2 separate regions of the Homo sapiens genome follow, and region 2 is linked to region 1. Evidence: read pairs that join two places in POLR2A ChIA-PET (ENCODE). Cell type or tissue: A673. All regions are shown on one strand. Links, peaks and the distances in the headings refer to the core of each region. The heading gives the core; the rest is flanking DNA.

The links. ChIA-PET counts read pairs that join two places held together with the same protein. Peaks named below come from ENCODE experiments on the same cell type or tissue, not always from the same donor. Only the 100,000 strongest peaks of a DNase experiment are listed, where the experiment ranks them.
Region 2: POLR2A ChIA-PET joins it to region 1 with 11 read pairs; 2 of 35 experiments call an interaction of 5 or more read pairs at or near these places.

What each region holds. Positions count from the first base shown.
Region 1 is chr7:117,141,173-117,149,513 of GRCh38, reverse strand. The region is part of intron 9 of ST7 (suppression of tumorigenicity 7); the gene reads right to left. ST7-AS2 (ST7 antisense RNA 2) reads left to right here and starts at 3,922. Exons shown (of 5, transcript NR_109981.1): 1 at 3,922-4,118; 2 at 5,261-5,347. In A673, for the core only: no CTCF peak of the experiment used is centred there; no DNase peak of the experiment used is centred there.
Region 2 is chr7:117,255,805-117,264,145 of GRCh38, reverse strand. It overlaps the pseudogene LOC100421782, the pseudogene MTND2P37 and the pseudogene MTND4P6. Among named protein-coding and RNA genes, the nearest start is that of WNT2, 63 kb to the left of the region's middle. In A673, for the core only: no CTCF peak of the experiment used is centred there; no DNase peak of the experiment used is centred there; H3K27me3 peaks cover 932 bases.

The sequences.
Region 1 (8,341 bases), core at 284-8,283:
ACCTAAATGCCAGAGGAGCCCATCAGAGTAGGAGCAGAGAGCATCTCTCCAATGAAAACTTGAGAAGGGCCCCTCCTGACCCTCCATGGAACAATAAGAAATCATGAATCAAGAGTGGAAAATGGGACAGTGATACATTAAGCTGTAAGGACAGCCCACCTGATTTAAAGAAATGGGTGTTTAGGGGTAGGAAGGTCGGTGGTAACTATCTTTACTCTGTTTAGGCAGTAATGATTTTACTGGTGAAAGAGTAAAGATGTCCTACTAGAGCCTAAGCTTGTATTTAAATGGCTCAGTGGGAGGTCCCAGAAAGCAGGTTTGTGTACCTGAGGATTCTTGAGTCACAAAGGTAACTTCCCCAGGCCCAAGGAGAGGGCAAAGGCTAACCAGGGTATCTGCTCTTAACAAGCAGTAGAGATAGCGGTCCAGGAAGAAGGATATGATCAACGCTTTTGCATTGATTATTTAAAAGGGAAACCCAGGAGACCCAATTCATTGTCCTCCCTGGTCATCGCATGCATTGCTGGCTTTGCCTGTTTTCTGGTTTCTGTTCCTGGTGGCCCAGGTCTGAAATAAGTCTGTTTCCAGTGATCACCTCTCTGCTTACCCTAGAAATCAACAACTTCACTGGCTTCTGCTCACAGAAGCAACCCTGCCAGCCCAGCAGAAACTCAGACATCAGTGCTCCCCACACATCTCACAGAAGGAAAAGCTGTTCACAAATGTCCATGGTTGCCTCCTGATTTAGGGTGGGAAGCAGGGCACCATATGCTAAATTAATTCTATCATTTGGGAATAATTTATAGATATTGACATAGTGATAGGCTTAGTAACTGATCAAGAACCATAAATATAAGTATGGATCTTAGTGAGTTGGGAATATCAGAAGAATAAAACAGAAATTTAAAATGTTGAATCAGTGGAAGATATTTTCAATGGGAGAGAAAGTACGACATAGAAAACATGAAAGACAGCACACACGCTCAAAAAAAGCAGTAATTATTCTGTTACTCTCTATAAACACGAATGGGATAAACATAGCAATCAAAAGTATAAAACCCTCAGATTTGAATAAAGACAATATTCATCAAAAATTTTACAGATCCAAATGATCCATCAAAAACTTATAGGAAGCTTGATTATAAAATTTAGACAACAATAAACCAGTTAAATATGAATCACAATAAGTTAGAGTAGGTATTCTTAACATATGTTAAAAAATTCAAGGAAGATAAATATAAGAGACATTATATACTCATAATAACATATCAGTAAGTCATAATAATCACCAACATAAACGCACCCAACAACAAAACCTCAAAATATATAAAGGAACAAATAACTGAGCATGCAAAAAACAGATTAATAAACAGTTGGAGGTGAATATTCTATCACATTCTTCTTAGAAACTGATAGAGCAAAGAGACAAAATAAGCTGATATATGAGATTTGAATAATATGGTTTATAAGCTCAAACTAGTAAATACATACAAATCTTTATACCCAACAGGGATTATATTCCCTTCAAACACAGATATAACATTTATTAAACCTGACCATATGCTAGGCCTCAGGGGAAGTGACCATAAATTCTCCCCAAATCAATATCATATGATGTATGCTTTCTAAGCATAATGTAAAGAAAAAAATCAATCAATGACGAGGGGTAAAACATACTATACAGGGTAAAATGAAATTTAAAAGAAATTTAAAAATGCTTAGGATCAAATGGTAAAAAGGCAACAAACACAGAGGATAGAGGGGGAGAAGGATGAGGAGGAGAAGAAACAATAATACAAATATGGAAAGAAAAAACAGAATAAAAACAAAAAAGTTGAGGAAATAAACTAAACCTAATTGTTTTTAAAAGACTGGCAAAATAGACAACCTCTGCCAAGACTAATCAGGCAAAATAAGAGTAAAAACTAGCCAAATAAAATACAAAATGAAAAGGAAGAAAAAAACTACATAGTATTTTTAAATTATGAAATAACATCATGAAAAGCTATATGTAATAAATTTTTAAAATATATAAATATGTATATTAAATATAGACGTGCTTGAAGCAGAGCCTAGTACTGAGATACATGGGCATAGTCAGGTATTGCTCGTAAGAATTTAATCATAGGCAGCCATTCTGAAGAGTGAAATTGCAGGACTCACTGGAATCTAGCACGTATATAATCCCACAGCCTAATGAATGTTTCTCACATGTCTACAAGGATGTTCATTGCAGCACTGCTGGGATAACAGGAAGTTGGAAGAAACCTGGAGTTCCTTCACTAGAGGAAAGGTTAAGTAAAATAGAGTAAGAACACAACATGGAATATGATGCAGCAGTTAGAAACTGCAAACTAGATGCAAGAGGTACATAGAGCAAAAATGGACAGATTGAAAAACAGTGTTGAGTAAAACAGGGAAGAAGCAGAGATCTATAGACATATAAATTAAACACACAAGACACTACATTCTGTATTCTGCAAAGACTGTTATAGTCACAGTTTCTCTGAAATCAATTAGATTTTATCTTCCTGAAGTTCCTCACCAACTATATTTTAAGAGGGATCTAATCAAATCCCCCAAAATGTCCCAACAAAGTATACATTTGTCATAGTCCACAAAAAGATCAAGAAGTCACTACTTAAGATAACAATGAATAGGTGCTCTCTCAAATGTAACATGTTCAAAACTGAACTCGTAATTTTCTCTCAAAAAACCTCTCTCACCCCAGACTTCCACATCTTAGCTGACACAAACTCCTTCCCTTTCAAGGCAAATATTTAGAATCAGCCCTGACTTCTCTTTTTTCTTGTACTGCATATCTGATTAATTAGCAAATTCTGCTAGTCCTGCCTTCAAAATATATCTAGAATCTGATCACTTCACACCACCTTCTCTGCTACCACTCTGGCCTGAGCTGCCATTGTGGCTTGCCAAGATTAATACAAGAGCCTGCTGACCGACTCCTCCGCTTCTCTGCTGCTACACAGCAGCCTGTAAAAATTAAGACTGGTCATGTCACTCCTCTGTTCAAAACCTTGCAAAGCTCTCCATTTCACCCAGAGTAAAAGCTGAAATCCTTACTGTGATCAATAAGCCCTGTATGATCTTTAAGCTCCCTCCCTTCTCTCCCCTGGGCTTATTCTGTTCTATCCACCCAAGATTCCTTTGCTGTTGCTTGAACACTCCAGACATACTGCTGCCTCAGGGCCTTTGAAAATACATCACATGACTAACTTTGGCATCTCCTTCAGTCTTCAGTCACATATGCCTTTACAGTGCGATGGCACTGTAGAAGTGTAGGTGATATCACAACTTCCTCAATTCTTTGACTTGTCACAATGAGCATAAATTACTTTTGTAATTTTATAGGACACTCATGGTATGTGTGAGTTAAATGACACAGTATTTGTAAATTTCTTAGCAGAATGTATGGCACATGTAATACTCACTCTGTAGGTTATTGATAAAAACTAAAAACCCTGTAGTTCTCAGCTGGGAATCCTGTAGATGATGATGAAAATGCAGAAAGGACACAAGGAGCTCCCTCTGACTATTTTTTTAAAGGAGCCAAATGTAAGAACACAGAGGGTTAGTTAGCAGCTATCATCTTTACAGGCTAGGCTGAGAGTGGGTTTAACATGGTCAAAGGCATACAAAACATGTTTTTAGCTGACCTGATATAGCAGTGAAGTTTTAGAAGAATGTAAATTTATACAGGGTATCTGTATTTTGCTTTTATATATGACCTGCTATTGTGGGTTAAATTATGTCCCCCAGAAAGACATGTTGAGATCCTAACCCTCAGTACCTATGAATGTGACCCTATCAGAAATAGTGTTTCTGCAGAAACAATCAACTTAAGATGAGGTCATAAATACAATATGACTTATATCCTTATGACAGGAGGGAAATCTATACACAGAAACACACACACACAGGGAGAAAGCCATGTGAAGACAGGCAGAGACTGGGGTAATGCAGCTACAAGGGAATGTCAGAGATTGCTAGCAAACACCAGAAGCTGGAAGAGGCAATTAAGGATTGCTCCCTAGAGCTTTTAGAGGGAGGACGGCTCTGCCACCTGCCTTGTTCTTGGACTCCTAGCCTCCAGAATTGTGAGAGAATAAATTTCTGTTGTTTAAACTATCTAGTTTGGGGCATTTTGTTATCACAGTTCCAGGAAACTAATATGCCTGGGAATAAACTAGTCACAGGTCTGGTTTTACGCTAAAATTCTAGGTGGATGAAGTTTTTCTTCACCACATCCATATTTCCCTGTGTCTACCCCATTTTCTACTTTTTTTTTGAGATGGGGTCTCATTCTGTTGCCCAGGCTGGAATGCAGTAGCACAATCATGGCTCACTGCAGCCTTAACTTCAGGCCCAAGAGATCTTCCTGCTTCAGCCTCTCAAGCAGCTGGGACCACGGACCACAGGCGTGTGCTACCACACCTGGCTAATTTATGTATTTTTAGTAGAGATGGGGTTTTACCACGTTGCCCACGCTGGTCTCAAACTCCTGGGCTCAAGCAATCTGCCCCGCCTCGGCCTCCCAAAGTGCTGGGATTACAGGCGTGAGCCACCATACCTGGCCATTTTCTACCTTTTTTGCATCCACTACTTTGTTCTTTTGAAAGTGGTCTCAATCTTTATTTTTAAATTTTACTTTTATCATCATAAGAAAATACAAGTAGCACATATAATACTCAACATTACCTAAATACAAAAAATAGACAGCTATAATTTTAATGCTAAAGACTTTCTCTATAATCAAGGTTTTTCCTTATGCTTATACAAGTGACTCTCAAGGCATGGTCAGGGAACCCCTGGAGGTATGGTTAGGGAACCCCCAGAATTTTGGTTTTTTTTTTTTTTTTGGAGACAGGGTCTTACTCTGTTGCCTAGGCTGGAGTGCAGTGGCCTGATTACAGCTCACTGCAGCCTTGACCTACCAGGCTCAGGTGATCCTCCCACCTCAGCCTCCTGGGTAGCTGGGGATTACAAGCATGTACCACCATGCCCAACTAATTTTTTTTTTTTTTTTTGGTAGAGATGGGGTTTCATCATGCTGCCCAGGCTAGTGTCCAACTGCTGAGCTCAAGCAATTTGCCTGCCTTGGCCTCCCAAAGTGCTGGGATTACAAGTGTGAGCCACTGAGGAGTGTCTGACATCTTTTCGGGGAGTCCTTAGATCAAAACTATTTTCATAATAATAAAATTTTTCTTTGCCTTTTTCACTCTCCCTCTCCCACTCCAAGAGGTCACCTGTTGGGCAATATCACCATAGACTGAATACAGAAGCAGATATTAGCCTCCAGCCTCCTGCTCATCTGGACACTAGAGAGGTTTGTAAAAGTATAACAGCAATGTCACTCTTCTTATTTTTTTGTTTGAACAATATAGTTAGTTTTCACAAAAATGTTATTTGTATTAACATATAATGTATTTGTAACCATTATTTTAACATCTTTTCAAATTTCTCAGTTTTAATTTTCTAAAATGGTAAATATCAACAGGTAAACGCACACGAAGGTTTGGGGATCCTCAATTATTTTAAAGGTGTTCTGAGACCAAGAAGTTTGAGAACTATTAGTCTATATTAGCATATATTTTTAATTGAAAAAATGGAATCAAATTATACCTATGTTTATACTTTTCCTCTTCACTTAACAATATCTCTTGGACAATAACAGTAAGAACAGCAACAATGAGTCGTTATTACTCATGAAGTCTGGTCCCAAGTACTTTGCTTGAATTATCCCGTTTAATCCTGACATCTACCCTGTGAGGTGAGTACTAAACTAGCACCCTGGGCACTTCTGATACAGGTGGTTGTAGACCACACTCTCAGAAATACTACCTTGTTACATGACCTTTAACAAGCACCAATGTCAAGGGTTGTTAGGAAAATTAAATGAGGTTATATTTGTAAAGCACCTAGAACAATGCCTAGGACACAGTAAACACTACAGAAACGTTTGTCATTGAGATGATATTTAAAACTCTGAGATTGAATGTAGCCACCCAGGACTGGCCAGGGGACACTTCAAATTTTGGAAGTCACAAAGATGAGGAAAATCCCGCAAAGAGATTATGAGATTTTAGGGAAACTAAGAGTATAGTTTTCTAAAATCAAGTAAATAAAATGTTTCAAGAACAGCATGATGATCTGTGAGAAATGAGAGGCCAGGATACAGGAAGAGGTAGTGTTGCAAACAGAGTGAAACAAGAGTGAGGGAGAATGGCTCAGAGGTCAACAGGAAACTGCAAAAAGACCGGGGAAAGGTGATAACGCCAGAGTCTACTTTCAAAGGAACTGTAGATTTTAGGGAAATGAAGCAAACAATGATCTCGAAGCATGCATGAGGGGCAAGGGAGACCACCAACCCACATCACATTCTCCTCTTTGTCAGCCCTCCCACCAGGACCCCACCAGGTTCATTTACTCTTCCTGCCCTGGGATGGATCTTCAGGGAATCTCATTTGGGCAAAACAGCCCCCAAAACCAGGCTGGTCAAATCTGGGGGTGCTTCAGAGGCTTACACCCACACTAAGGGAAGCCCAGACTCCTAACACACAGAGTGGATAAAACCCGATGTCTGGGCCAGGCACAGTGGCTCATGCCTGTAATCCCAGCACTTTGGGAGGCCGAGGCAGGTGGATCATGAGATCAAGAGATCAAGACCATCCTGGCCAACACGGTGAAACCCCATCTTTACTAAAAATACAAAAATCAGCTGGGTGTGGTGGCATGCGCCTGTAGTCCCAGGTACTCGGGAGGCTGAGGCAGGAGAATCGCTTGAACCCAGGAGGTGGAGGTTGCAGTGAGCCAAGATCATGCCACTGTATTCCAGCCTGGAGACAGAAAGAGACCCCATCTCAAAAACAAAACAAAACAAAAAAAACACCCAATGTCAGCCCTGAAACAGATCTACTCACCTCAAGATTCTCTAGATCAGTGGTTCTTAATGCGGGATGATTTTGCCCCCCAGGGGACATTTAGCAACTTCTGGAGACATCTTTTTTTTTTCACAACTGGGGAGGTACAGGGGTTAAGCTGCAATTGGCATCTAGTAGGTGGAAGCTTAGGATGCTGCTAAACATCCTACAATGCACAAGGCAGCTCCCCAATCTGACCCAAGATGTCAACAGTGCTGAGGCTGAGAAATCCTGCTCTAGACCGAATGACTGAAGCACAGCAGCTTTTGAGTTCTTTCATACAGGCAATCTATCCCATCCTTATTAGTTTATCCATGACAGTTCTGACAGTGTATGGCTAAGGGACTAGACCATGGTCATCAGCCCTATGACATTCATTCCAAATCTACTCAAATAGGGCCAGGGAAAGACAGAGGGAAAACTTGAGGTTAGCTAAACAGTAGATGTCAAAAGGAAAAAAGAAATTGTATCGTATATTAAATGTTGAAGAGGCAAAATTACCAAACATGAGAGCAAGCAGAAAGACCTTTCCTTAAATTTAATAAAGCAGAAAATGCAACTTTTTATTTTGAATAATAAATAACACCTTACATTACAGTGATGTTCAAAAGCCAGCATGCAAGGCCAGTAATCTCAGAATTTTGGGAGGCCGAAGTGGGTGGATTACTGGAGACCACGAGGTCAAGATGAGCCTGGGCAACATAGCAAAACCCAGTCTCTACAAAAAATACAAAAATTAGCCAGGCATGATGGTGTGCGCCTGCAGTCCCAGCTCTTTGGGAGGCTGAGGTGGGGAAACAACTTGAGCTTGGGAAGTCAAGGCTGTAGTGAGCCAAGTCGTGCCACTGCACTCCAGCCTGGGCATCAGAGTGAGACTCTGTCTTAAAAAAGAAAAAGAAAAAAAGAAAAGAAAAAGAAAGAAAGAAAAAGCCAGCATGCTCTCTTAGCTCTGCTTACTGCCAAAATATTCCTTCAGCAGTAAGGTGCCGCTTCCATATTCGTGATTGCAAAAGGAAGCTAATTAAAATGAGTTTTTTTGAAAAACATCCTGGGAATTCAAAATAATTAACGTGTTGCTTTAAAAAATGAGAAGTGATGAATCTTGATGTTAAGGAGTCGACGTGTTTACCTCATCAATATTTCACAGGTGTATTGCCATGAAAATATAAGAAATTATCTACTGCTGGCCTTCCCAGAATTCCCTTTCATTTTTTTTTAGAATCTCTTTTCAATTAACAGTTTCCCCTTCCTTAAGGTGTTTCCAGAGAAATTTCTTTAAACGATTCTGCTTTCTACATGGAAGGCATTCTAACTGACATTTCTATTTCTACTATGAAATCTGCTCTAGGAAAGTTTTAAACTCATGCATATGGGGAGAAGATGGCTGTGTCTTAATAAGA
Region 2 (8,341 bases), core at 273-8,272, 110 kb before region 1:
TTGGGTATAAATAAGTATAATAAGGGGAGAGACCCTACTAGTGTATAAAATAGGAAATACGAGCTTGCATTGAGGTGTTCTGGTTGGTTACTTCAGCAGATAATAAAGATTAGTGTAGGGATAAGTGTAGCTTCAAAGAGAATATAAAATATGATTAGTTCTGTGTCTGTGAATGCTATAATTTAAGAAATCTGTGGGATAATTAACATAGAAACATAAAACTTTTTTCATGGGGGAGGGGATTCATTGGACGGGTGATGTTCAATGGCTTTGAAGGCCATTGGTCTTGTTTAACCTAAATTTCTAGATCATAGATAGTGTTAATGGGGAAATGGGTAAAAGGAAGGTAGAAGAGATAAGTGGGAGGAGGAATAATGTGGGCTTTGTGTTTTCAAACTGTCATTTTATTTTTATGTTATTGGATGTGGGGAATATTGTCACTGAGCCAGAGTAAATTAAGCATATGTAAAAGTATAGGTTGAGTAGGGTTATAATAGCTATAATGGTTGGGGAAATAAGACTGTTGTTTTTTGTAAGTTCTTGAATGATGACTCATTTAGGCAGAAATCCTGTTAATGGAGGTAAACCTCCTAGGGACAATAAAATTAATGTAATTATAGGCTAAGCCTAAATTCCATCCCCTTATCCCAATCTTCATTAAAAAAAAAACAAAAAAAAAACCCCGCTCTACAGAAGCAGCCACTAAATATTTCCTTACACAGGCAACTGCATCTATCGTTCTCATAACAGATAATACATAGCAGTATAGGAAGATTGACTGAAGTGAAATCATTACAGACTGGGGCAGTGATGAGGAGAGTCTTTGCTTCTGTAAACTTTGGTGACCATAAGTTCATGGATAAGATTGTCATTCGGAAACAACATACTATGAATGGCCATAACTGTGAAGTAGGGAAATCCCTGGCTAAGCAAGAGATTGTAAGTGCCTTATCTAGGTCAAAGTGGTTCTGAAAACTTCAGCAGTCGTTGTGGAGGTTATTTTAGAGGGAATGGCAACTTTAATTATGGAGGAAATTACAATGGTTGTGATAGCTTTGGTGGCAGCCATGATGGTGGTGGATATGATGCCAGTGGGGATAGTTATAATGGTGTTGGTAATGATAGAAGCAATTTTGGAGGTGGTGGAAGCGACAGTGGACAATGGCAATTACAATAATCTTCAAATTCTGGACCCATAAAGGAAGGAGATCATGGAGCAGAAGCTCCGGTTCTTATACTGGGAGAGCCAATACTTTGCCAAACCACAAAACCAAGGTGGTTATGGTTGTATTAGCATCAGGAGAAGCTATAGCAGTGGCAGAAGATTTTAATTACTGCCAAAAAAAAGTGCTTAGCAAAAGAGGAAAGCCTGAAAAATAACAGGAAAGCTACAGGTTACAACAAGTTTATTAACTCAGCCAACTGCGGTGGCAGGATCTACATCCTACAAAAAGAGATGCTTTAGAACATACTCCTATGAGCAAAAATCCATAAAGATAGTTCTTGTGACTAACTATATAACAGAAATTTTAGTTTTTTTCCTGTGGAAAGTATGAAGCATTACAACAAAAGTTTTATAATATACTTATTTTTGTATGCATATTGTTGATCACTATAAGAGTCTGATCTTGATGTTGATTAAATAGGTCTTTTTAAAAAAACTCAGTGGATGTTTTTCTGCTGATCAGAAAAAAATAGATTCAGCTAAAGAAAAAGTTAATGAAGTAGGTAAGAGATAGATTTAAAGAAATTACCCAGAATGTTGTCCAAGATATAAAGAAAAAATACAAAAGGGATTAAGAGACATGAAAGATTGAATGAAAAGGTTCCTCATATACTTATACTAGAAGTTCCAGAAAGAGAGAGAAAATGGGGAAAATGACTGTTTTCCAGAATGGATGAAATATATAAAACCTGTTTCAAGAAGCATAACTACCAGGTAGAATTAACAAAATAAATCTATAACAAAACATATTGCTGAGACACTGTAGAGAGTAGAAGAAAAAGAGAAGACACAAAAAGCTACCAGAGAGAAAAGTTGTCTAAAAAAGAACAATAATCAAACTAATAGCAGACTTTTTCAAAGCACTGATAGAAAGCAGAAGACAATGGAATCATATTTTCAAATTTCTTGAAAGAAAATAAATGTCAACGTGTAACTTTATATCCAGCTGAATTATCATTAAAGAGCAAGGACAACATAAAGACATTTTGAGACAAAATCTACGAAGAGCATACTCTGTCTAGGAACTTCAGGAAAAAGGAAATATATTCTAAAAGGAAGAACTGAGATGCAAGAAGATATGATGAATAAAGAAATTTGTACTTGTGCAGTCAAATGTAGACAATAGTGAATATTTAGAAATAACTAGTAATTACTAATGTCTGGTAATAAAACAAAGTGAAACAAAGTGAGACAAAGTATTGGCAACAATATCAAGATGGAAATGGAGTGATCAATTTTAAGCAGTTTAACTTAAATTGTTTAGAAGGGTAGAAGTATTGATAAACTTCAGGCATTGTTAAGTAAGCATGTTAAAATTTAAAGATAAACATTATAACAAAAAATGAATAATTTATCTCACAGAAAGATGAAAATAATTTTTACACCTCTTCAGTCAACCTAAAAGAAGGAGAGTGAATTTGTATGTGTGGATGTGGGAAGGACTTACTGAAAGCTGGGCAACTGTTTAGGGTAGTAGAAACTCATAGCAGAAACAAAAAATACTTAGGAATAAACAGTAACTGCTATGCAGAACTATTAAGACAGAAACCTACAAAACTTTAGTAATGAAAAGGAGATACTTTGAATGAATGGAGATAATACAACAATAGACCTAATATTATAAAACGTCAACTTTTCACTAAAATTAATCTAATCTATAAAGCTACAATTCCAATACACATTAGCCAAGGATGATTGGGAGTATTTCCTTTAGGCAGGCTCCCTCCCTTCTTCCCTTTCCCTACACCAATTTCTCTTCTCACTTCTCAATCTGGATTCCACGATAAAGCACTCAGGCATACAGCAAGTATTCAATAAGTTCATACGCTTTTTCAAATAAAGGAATGAGTAAACATAAGACTCAACTGTTCTTCAAGCAATTCTGATGTACACGTTCAAAAAAAATTCTCATCATGCCTGGTACAAATTCATACCATAAAGGTAGTACCCAGCTTTGAATCTCTCATAAGTATGCAAACCAAATTCTTGCCAAGATTGTTTTGTAAATTGGTTAAACTGAAATTATTGTACGTTTTCTGAGAGCCACAAATAGATTACAATATTGACTTCTTAGTGTTAATCTAATGAAAAATAACCTGCAACAATTAAAATACAAGAATAGGAGAGCATTAACTATGCTTACTACTTCCAAAACTCTTCTTAAAGTCAAGAAAACTCCAATTTTATGTAGTAATTGCAATAGCCTGCTATTTATCACGTGGCTCAGAAAGTGTCTTCAAGTAAGTCTGGCGTATATATAATGACCTGTCCATGAAAGCATCAGAAACTCACACTCTGATTTCCTGTGGTTGAGTAAAAGGATCTCAAAAGCCTAATGATCCCTAAGAGCTGGTTGTCTTAAAACACTAATATTATCATGCTACTAGAATTTTCTTCCCTTATACTCTGTCCCTACTCCCATTACAAATGAATAACTAGAGCTTGAAAGCTGGTATAGCTGGTATAACCCTCTTTACCAGATTTACACATTTTCCTCCAATCCTAATTAGTAGAAATCCAAGATCTCTCTCTTGAGGCTCCCACTGCAAACTATCCAAGAATCCCCAAGGCTCATTGAATCTAAATGGGTTAGTATTCCCAAGCAGCCTAACTGGAAAGTCTCTTTAGCCTACCAGCATTACTGCTTCTGTTACTTACATAGAACCCCATTATTGAACACTGGCCCTGCAGAGTTGCAAGGACTCTAGCTCAAAGATCAGGTATACTCTTACCAGTGCAGATCCCTGAACAGCCCAAAGCTCACACTTGGGTCCCAAGGGCATAGCTCTTTTATTTTTCACTCACATATTCAGCTATTGTTCTCAAAGAATGACAATATGTCTTGGTGGGTAGATCCATGGGTTCTTCAGCCTCACTTACATGTTTTGCTAGAACCTCTCCTTCCCAAAGAACCTCCATGCTTTTATGTTGAACGGGAATCATGAGCAGACACTCTCATAATGAATTCCCCTTAGGGGACCTTGAGATCCTTTCATGCCAGCAGATATTTTTTAGGGCCACACTCTTAAAAACAGATTTCTCTAATTCAATTCTTAGGAAGATGAGGGTGGAGTCTCACAGTCATTCCATACTATAAGCCTCCAGGGATCTTTTTGCAAACTGATAAACCACAGGAATTTTTCAAAGATTCTGCTATGTCCTCACCCCATGGTAAGGAGAGTCTAGCAGTGTTCTTATATTAGCATAACTAAGTCTGGGTATGCAAATGACTCCTTTCATAATGAGATCCTGCTCTAAATTGATTTGTGTCTTCATTTTATACCTAGTATTTACAGTACACAGACCCACTAGCTTAAAAACCTCACCCATGCCTTCAGGTAAGAGGTAGTAGCCTGGAGGAGGCCAATCCTCCCACTGTGACAATTAGAAAAAACAGTTTTCAAAAACTTACTTTTTAAAGACATTGAAGAGTTGTAGAAGCAACTCAAGGACAAAAAAAAACTAAATTCCCCTGGAAATTTAGTCTAGTCTTCTTGGGTAGACTCTCTGCTGGCCATTTTCTCCTCCGGTTGCTAATTCTAGGCACAAGTTGAGGTTTGGACCAAGCAGAGAGTGAAACCAGGCCAATCTTACTTTAAGTTTCTATTCTTCCCTCTGTACAACCTACCACAAGGATCACAAAATGTGAGTTTGTTGCTTAATTACATCATGCTAAGAATGAGGGACGATTAGAAGCCATTGACAGGAGAAGTGGTGTATACACACAGACACATGCACACACACACACACACACACACACACACACACACACACACACACACACAGAGTTTACCCTAAGGACACAATGATATAGATTGATGATGCTAATTTAAGGGTGGGTGGGAGTGTGGGAAAAGTGGGAGGAGTCAGGGATGTAAATACAATCTTCACACTCCAAAATGCTGGCACCAGGCTCCCTGATGTCAAAGCCAATGCTTCAGTAAGAGGATTCTAGCTCATCTGGATCAGCCTGGGGTTGCGGGTACAGTAGTCCTCACTTATGCTTAAGAGATACGTTCCAAGTGGATGCCTGAAACCTCGGGTAGTACTGAATCCTATATACGCTACATTTTTTCCTATACATACACACCTATAATAAAGTTTAATTTATAAATTAGGCAGAGTAAGAGATTAAGAATAACTAATAATGAAATAGAGAAACTGTAACAATATATTGTAATAACAGTTATGTAAATATGGTCTATCTTTCTCTCTCCAAACATCTTATTGTACTGCCCTCACCTATTTTTGGACCACAGTTGACTGCAAGTAACTGAAACTATGGGAAGAGAGAAATCACAGATAGGGTACGTAAACCAAAAATAAAATTCCAAGTCCCCCAACCATCTGAATAGAACCCATGGCTCAGCAAAGGGCATTCCAGAGTTAACCTGGAAAACTAGTTCAGGACATGATGGCAAGAGGGAGTCAGACATGCCTCATTATACCGTCCTTCCTTTTGAAATTACTGAGAACAGACTCTTTAAGTCTGATTAAAAAAAAAATTTACCATCTATTCCCTTTGAAGCCTGCTACCTGGAGAATTTGCCTGCATGATAAAACTCTGGCCTCTACAAACCCTTATCTTAACCCAGACATTCCTTTCTATTGATTCTAAGTCTTTAGTTAATAACTTAACTCTTTCAACCAATCGCCAATCATAAAATCTTTGAATCTACCTATGACCTGAGAGCCCCCACGTCCAGTTGTCTCTCCTTTCCAGACTGAACCAATGTACATTTTACATCTATTGATTGACGTCTTGTGTCTCCTTAAAATGTATAAAGCTAAGTTATGGCCCAAACTCCTTGGGCACATGTTCTCGGTATCTCCTGAGGGCTGTCACCGGCCATTGGTCACTAATATTTGCCTCAGAATAAATTTATTCAAATATTTTACAGGGTTTTACTCTTGTCATTGACAGGGGACTACTGTATGCCAAACATGAAGATGTCCTTAGGTGTGTGGCATGTGTACTGGGGAAATTAGCCCCTTCTCTATATCAGTGACTTTTAATCTACCATCTACTATGAGTGCTGTCCAACAAGAAGGTCTTGATGACCTCTATCAGAAACACACTTGTGGCATTTAAGAGAGAAATGGCTGGGGGAGATATGGGTAAAAATGTGAGCTAGTGGGGCCATTACCTCAATAAGCAGGCATCCCTGAGTGAGAATGGACTGGAGACTTGAATCTGCACTTCCCTCAGTTACTGTCCATGCCTCTGGGCACAGCCTGTCTCTCACTCGAGCTCCCGAGCCTTCTAGGTGTGAATTTTGTATTTAGAGATATTGTTGTTAGGTATAAATGGCTCTTTTAAAACACAAACCAACCATCCCTTAAGGGCTTGGGGAAGAATAAGCAATGTGTTTTAACAGTAGAAGAAAATCTATGTTGAACTGTGAGAGCAGAACTACACTATCTTCAGATCTTCACAAGGGAATTTCAAGGGTCGTTTGGATTATACTTTAGTACATGCTCTCTGGGTAAACTGGGTCTCAACTTGGCTTGGACCACCCAAATATAATGTGCTACCTCTCTAAGAACTGCAGCCACATGCATAACCTATCCCCCTCAGAATGCCCTATGACACTCACATAACATTAGGAAGGTAGAGTAACAAATTCTTGCTCTTATATAAGTCTAGTTGAATTTTTAAATGTGTTTTCATTGGTTGAGGCTATGAAAATCCAAAATGCCCTACTAGGCTGTGGCTGTACTGGCAAGCAGAGATCTTTTCTCCCCTGGCCCCCTTATCTTGCAAGATGCCCACACCTTCCTGAATGTGGTAAACAAGTTCTGGGTGAGTTCTCTTATGCTGACAACCCTTAGACGTTAGTGAAACCCTCTGGAGTCCTTGAGAATGTATGTGAGGGAACATTCAAGTAGATAACCAGAGATGTTGGTTAAAAAACAAAACAAACAAACAAACTGGGTCCCAGCCACCCGCTCCATCCTGCCCCTTTGGACCCACCCTGGGTTGGTGTGGGGGAGACTGGGCCCTATCCCAGATTAACTGAGAATTTCTGGAGATGGGCCAAGGTGTTGGTATTACTTAAAAGCTCCCCAGGGGATTACAATAAAACCGAAGGTTGAGAACCATTGACATATATTATCCCAATACATCCTCTTAGCCATACTGTCAAATAACTTGGATCAAGTCAAAGCTAGTGAATAACAGCAAGTTGGTGATAGTGAAAAACAGCAGTTTCCAGTCTCCAAGTGAATGTTTTCCCTGACTACACAGTAAACAGTTATCTCTGAATTAGTTCAACTTATCAACTCTGCCGATGGTAATCAAGGGTGAAGCTCAGATCGTTGGGTATCCTATACCATCATGGTACATTAGGGGCAGGGGACAGTGCAGGGAGAGAGGCCACATTTGAAAAGGAAGAAAATTCCAGAATTCCCAAGTGTTCTATTTCTGAAGGGAGAATCACTATTCTACTAGTTATCCAGGCCCCCAAATCTCGGAATTATCCTTGAGTCCTACTTTTCATATAATCTCTATGTGCAACAATTTCTGTGTATTCTTTGTTTGAAATATTTTTCTCTTCCTCTTCTTTCTCATTGCCACCATCCAAACCAAGGCCTGTATCACTTCATTTCTAAATTATTAAATTGAATGCTCAATGAGGCTCACTGGCACCAGACTTTCTTCTCATCAATCCACCTTGCTCACTCTTTCTAAACAAATCACTCTAAAAGTGTTTCCATCGTTTCTCTGCAGTCTTCCAAAATCTTCATTGGTTCCTAATGCCTAAAATGTCCAAACCCCATACTCTTCCACAATCTAGCCCATACTCCCCCTCCAAATCTGTTCCGCATGAATCCTTCTAGTCTAACTACTCACTGCTGCTTAGACACACCAAGCACATCTTCAGCACACACGGTGCCTCCTGTGTTGGAAAGAGCTTTAAAGTGGGATGATTCTGCATTCTGATCCCCATTCTGGGTAAGACTGCAGAGTTATCTAATCCATCTGAGCTACAGTTCTTCCTTTGCCACAGTTGAATAACAATAGTGATTCCATACAATGGTTGTGGGGATTAAAGAGTGAAGGGGTACAATGATACAAGAGGATATGGTGGATATTGGACATGGTGAATATTGTTA